Linked DNA regions of Homo sapiens: region 2 is linked to region 1. Evidence: chromatin loops called from intact Hi-C (ENCODE). Cell type or tissue: PC-9. All regions are shown on one strand. Links, peaks and the distances in the headings refer to the core of each region. The heading gives the core; the rest is flanking DNA. Region 1 overlaps KIF13A (kinesin family member 13A). Region 2 overlaps KIF13A (kinesin family member 13A).

The links. A loop is a pair of places that touch in the nucleus more often than their neighbours do. Peaks named below come from ENCODE experiments on the same cell type or tissue, not always from the same donor. Only the 100,000 strongest peaks of a DNase experiment are listed, where the experiment ranks them.
Region 2: it touches region 1 in a loop (2.2-fold over the local background); 4 of 110 quality-filtered maps call a loop at or near these places.

What each region holds. Positions count from the first base shown.
Region 1 is chr6:17,906,389-17,909,199 of GRCh38, forward strand. All of the region lies in intron 2 of KIF13A (kinesin family member 13A), which reads right to left. Among named protein-coding and RNA genes, the nearest start is that of KIF13A, 80 kb to the right of the region's middle. In PC-9, for the core only: CTCF peaks have their summits at 1,804 and 2,006; DNase peaks (open chromatin) are centred at 1,193 and 1,503; H3K27ac peaks cover 2,500 bases.
Region 2 is chr6:17,823,493-17,826,303 of GRCh38, forward strand. KIF13A (kinesin family member 13A) reads right to left here. Exons shown (of 39, transcript NM_022113.6): 15 at 2,546-2,632; 16 at 2,276-2,442. Among named protein-coding and RNA genes, the nearest start is that of NUP153-AS1, 120 kb to the left of the region's middle. In PC-9, for the core only: no CTCF peak of the experiment used is centred there; no DNase peak of the experiment used is centred there.

The sequences.
Region 1 (2,811 bases), core at 264-2,763:
TTCCTTTCTTCCCCCTTTCCCTTTCCCCTTCCCCCTTCCCTTTCCCTTTTTCTCTTTCTTTCTTCTTTTTTTTTTTTTTGGAGGAGATCTCACTCTGCTGCCTAGGCTGGAGTGCAATGATGTGATGACAGCTCATTGTAGCCTCAACCTCCTGGGCTCAAGAGATCCTCCCATCTCAGCCTCCCAAGTAGCTGGGACTACAGGTGTGCACTACCACACCCAGCTAATTTTTGTATTTTTTTGTCAAGACAGGGTCTTGGCATATTGTCCAGGCTGGTCTCGAACTTCTGGGCTCAAGCAATCCTCTTGCCTCAGCCTCTCAAAGTGAGGCTGAGATTACACGCATTAGCTACTATGCCTGGCTGCTGTGGTACTTTTCAAGAACACTATTCTTGCAGTTGGTGAGGGGAAGCTACGGTTCCATGAGAATACCTGGTAGGGCAAGAATTGGGTAGAGAAGGAAGTAAAGTCAGGAGGATGACAGACTGGGAGAAAACGGCAGAGGTAAGACACTCATGGTCTGGATACAATTCAAGAATAAAGATGCAGAGGTGCTGGGTGAGATAAGATGCTACAGTCAACAAGTGAAACCTAACATTTCAGAGGTAGCACATTTCAGGGTTGTAAATTCTAACCTGGTCATATAGTATATGTCTGTGAATTGAAATGGATGATCATTACTTTAATTAATAGCTAACACTTACTGAGTTCTAATTATGTGCCAGATAGGTTTCTGTTACTATCTGCTTTAACTCACTTAACATATTTAATGACCCTATACATAAAAACTCTCATTATTATCATTTTTCAAATAAAAAATACTGAGGAACAAGGTATACAGATTGCATGACTTTCACAAGATCATAGTTAACTGGCATCAGTACCATGATTCAAACCCAGGCAGTCTCTGGCTGGAGCACACTGTACACTTAACTGCTATTGAGTATTGCCTCTCTGGCATCAAAGAATTTGGTGAGAGCTCTTTCAGCTTAGGCTAGGTATTGATTGGATAGCAATCCATGTGGATGTTCAATGATGTGGATCATTCATGCTTACAAGGGTTATCCATGTGGTTAATAGCATGAATTAGCCCTTCTGTGTCCTTCATGAATGTGCAGGAGAAGCCTACACAGAGTGAACCTCCAAGAAGGAAAGGCATTTATGGAAAAAAAAAAAAAAGGAACTGGTATGACAACGTGGAGTTAGAAGGCTGCAAACGACTACTTCCTGCTGAGGTAGTAGGAAACTGAGGGCCACTGAAGAGGGGTATAAATAAAGCCACAAAAATGTAGATGCAGATGTGTTGGGAGCAAATCCTAGGCAGAAGGACAGCTGGAACAAAGCTAGAGTGCACAGGATATGTTCAGGGAATAGCAGGTAGACAGAATGTAATTGAGAGCCATACAGCTGGAAGAATAGACAAGAACCAAAATGCAGACAGCATTGACTGCCATGATGACTCAGCCTTTTCTCAGAAGAAATTGCCACAGATGGTTTGCGCAATGGGAATGACATGGCCAGATCTGTTTTAGGAGGGTGAGACTCAAGCGTGAATGTAAGAGGCCACACCATCTAGAGTCAGCAGTGAGACACGCACTGGTGAGCCTCTGCCTGGCACCAACTGCAGCCCTCACCGTGTGTAAGTTAAGACACTACTGCAAGGACAAGACAAAAAGTAGGACAGAAAGACAGAACACAAAGACAACTTGAAGGAAAAATCTGTAAGACTTGTTGAGTGTGTGCCCCCTCCACCTAGCCACTCCACCATGTCTACAAAGATTGAACGACTGCCCCACAGTGTGAAGGGACTTTCCACATGGGACTTCAGTCACAGACCTTGAAGCAGACCTGATGGAATGAATGAAGAAAAAAATGGCTTCCTTTCAATTGATACTTATTATATTGTTGACAGATTTAAAAATTAATTGAGGCTGGGCATGGTGGCTCATGACTATAATACCAGCACTCTGGGAGGTCACAATGGGAGGACTGCTTGAGCCCAGGAGTTCAAGACCAGCCTGAGCAACAGAGTAAGACCTTGTCTCTACTAAAATTGTTTTTAAAAATCAGCCAGGTGTGATGGTGCGTGCCTATAGTCCCAGCTATTCAGGAGGCTGAGGTGGGAGGATCGCTTGAGCCCGGGAGATTGAGGCTGCAGTGAGCCATGGTCATGCCACCGCACTCGAGCCTAGGCGACAGAGCGAGACTGTCTTAAAGAAATAAAATTAAAATGAACTCAAAATACACTTGTAATTTTAAAAAATGCTAATCCTGATATGCCTTCTTAAAAAAAAAAAACCCTGTTTCTTTTTAAAAAATTACCAGTTAATCTATTTTCATTTTCAATAAAACTCAAAAAGAAAAACAACTAATTTTGTACTGAAGCAGACAGACTTGTGGTTTGATTTTTTGGACTACTTTGGTATATTTGAACTACTTCCTTCTGGCATAACTGTATTTGGCTTAATTCTACAAGATATAATGAAGCACAGTGGTGAGGAGTTCAGGATTGGGGGTCAAACAATCCTAGCTCTGCCTTGATCTAGCCATGTTGACCTTGGACAAGTTTACTCAACCGCTGAGTCTCAGCCTCTAAAGCGGGAATAGAAGAGCACTCCTTTAGCACTGTTGAAGGATGGCATGAGGTGGCGTGGGTAATGCTGTACATCATTAGCATGCAGAGTTATTGCTCAATAAATGTTAGATGCCATTGCTGTTGTTACAACAAATAGTCCTCCTCAATTATACACGCAAAATGTCAACATTGCTGAAACTAAATTTCATCTGGGAAAAGGGTACTGGGGAGCTGAA
Region 2 (2,811 bases), core at 298-2,797, 83 kb before region 1:
ACTCTCGCTCTGTTGCTCAGGCTGGAGTGTAGTCGTGTGATCTTGGCTCACTGCAACCTCCGCCTCTCAGGTTCAAGTGATTCTCGTGCTCCGGCCTCCCAAGTAACTAGGATTTCAGGCATTCACCACCACACCTGGCTAATTTTTGTATTTTTAGTAGAGACAGGGTTTCACCACGTTAGCCAGGCTGGTCTCGAACTCCCGGCCTCAAGTAATCTTCCTGCCTCAGCCTCCCAAAGTGCTGGGATTACAGGTGCAAACCACCATGCCTGGCTAATTTCTGTATTTTTAGTAGAGATGGAGTTTCACTATGTTGCCCAGGCTGGTCTCCAAATCCTGGCCTCAAGCTATCTTCCCGTCTCGGCCTCCCAAAGTGCTGGGATTACAGATGTGAGCCACCATGCCTGGCGTTTAATTTAAATTTCTTTTTTTTTTTTTGATAAGGAGTCTCATTCTGTCGCCCAGGCTGGAGTGCAGTGATGCGATCTTGGCTCAACCTCTGCCTCCTGGGTTCAAGCAATTCTCCTGCCTCAGCCTTCCGAGTAGCTAGGATTACAGCCATGTGCCACCATGCCTGGCTAACTTTTGTATTTTTTGGAGATATGGGGTTTTGCCATGTTGGTCAGGCTAGTCTCAAACTCCTGACCTCAGGTGATCTGCCCACCTGGGCCTCCCAAAGTGCTGCGATTTACAGGCATGAGCCACCACACCTGGCCCTACATTTCATTTTTATAATTAAAAAAAGAGGCCCCCTAGGCAAAAACTTCATAAACAGAAATCAATGAAAAGGCCAAAAGCTTTAATCCTGCAACAGAATCCCCAATTTGATATGCCAGAGATCTGATAATTCTCTCACCATGTGCTTGCCTTGGCAGCACATATGCCACAATTCTCTATGCTCAAATTCTTCCCAGATAGGCTCAAAGAGTAAAGTGAGAAAGCCAATGTTTAAGGGAAGAGCTCAACTGTGAAAAACAAAATGCTCGGCTGGGCGTGGTGGCTCATGCCTGTAATCCCAGCACTTTGGGAGGCCAAGACAGGCGGATCACGAGGTCGGGAGATTGAGACCAGCCTGCCTTAACACGGTGAAACCCCGTCTCTACTAAAAATACAAAAAAATTAGCCAGGTGTGGTCACGGGCGCCTGTGGTCCCAGCTACTTGGGAGGCTGAGGCAGGAGAACGGCGTGAACCTGGGAGGTGGAGCTTGCAGTGAACCGAGATCGTGCCACTGCACTCCAGCCTGGGCGACAGAGAGAGACTCCGTCTCAAAAAAAAAAAAAAAAAAAACAAAACACCAAAATGCTCTTCAAGCCCCCTGTCAGGTAGAGGCTGCCTGTCTTAGGGCCCTCAGGGCCCTGGAGGTCCACCCTGGTTCAAGTTAGGGAACCTCAGGTGCCCCAAGATCAGATGAATGAGAAGGAGAGGTTGGACTGAGCCTACAAACTACCTTTCTCAGGTACCCCTAAACAGCCTCAGTTTTATCCTCATAAAATCATTCTAGTCCCAGAAATGTCATCTTGTGGTTGGTAACAGGTGAACATTGCTTCTGGCTTCTAAGTCCCAGTCATCAAATCTAGCAATTAAGACACTGGGAGATGGGAAAAGAAAGGGCAGATTTATAAAACAGCAAAAAAGGAAAGAATTTGGTGTCTATTTTATTTAATGCAGGCAGGTGTGTATAGGCACAGAATAAGAAAGAAAAGGTAAAGGAACACGGACTTTTAGATGTGAAACTTGGTATAAGTCAAATAAAGAGGCTATAAAGCATTTCATTTTCACTATCATTTTTGTAAAAGTGATCTGGGCTTATTAAATAAATATCTTTGGGGTAAAATTTCCAATTGAGTTTATACTAAAATGCTGTGACTTTTATCTTTCCATAGATTATATTTGAAATTCCTGAATTTATATTCTGTTGGGGATTTTCACATTCTCAAGGATTCAGATATGACAGGCTCGATGATGAGAAATTTGGTAAGGAATTTTGTCAAAATCATTCAGTACTCTAGGCCCGTGGAAATGTCACCACAATTCGCTTGGGAATAAGAGGTCTCAAAAACGGGACCATCCATATCCTCATTGTAACTGAGGGAGAAGACCATCTCCCCCACATCTTGTCATTAGTTATTCACTGATGGCCTTTTAAAGAAATGAGCAGTTTTATGTGTTTAAAATGTGGAATGCGGAATGACACCTGATGCATGCTTATCCCTCACTGAATGGTGTGAGGTGAGGAAATGCCCAAGGCGCTGGAACACAGAGTGAGGGTCTTACCATTACTATTCAGGGTTTTCATGATAACTTCCATCTGTGCAAATTCATAGTTATAGTCTGGTTCAGAGGAAGCCTCACTGGCTGCATCCAGGTCATGCTCTGGCGGGCCCGTTTCTTTTTCAAAGTCTTTCAACCAATCTCGACGTTTCCTCTTAGGTAAGTTTATTCTGTGGGGTTTTTCACCATTAGAGAAAATCAACTTGTTTTACACTTAAATAGATAACAGAAAAAATGTATACGAAAATATATTACAGAACACAAAGATGTTACCTAAAAAAGTGATTATTTCCCCATAGGATTCGGTCACCATGCCACAGCTGGGTGGTACTGCACACAAGGGTGCCGTTCACACAGGACCTGGGAGAACACGAGGGAAAATACCAGGTAAATGGGAAGGAGCACAAGACCTTGTCCTGGTAGCCAAAGAGATAACTAGGGGAGCTTTCTCTTAATAAATGCATTCCAACTAACGCTTAAAGAAGGAAGAGCAGAATGTGTAACCACTATGAAAACACACAATCTAAGCCATGAGGACC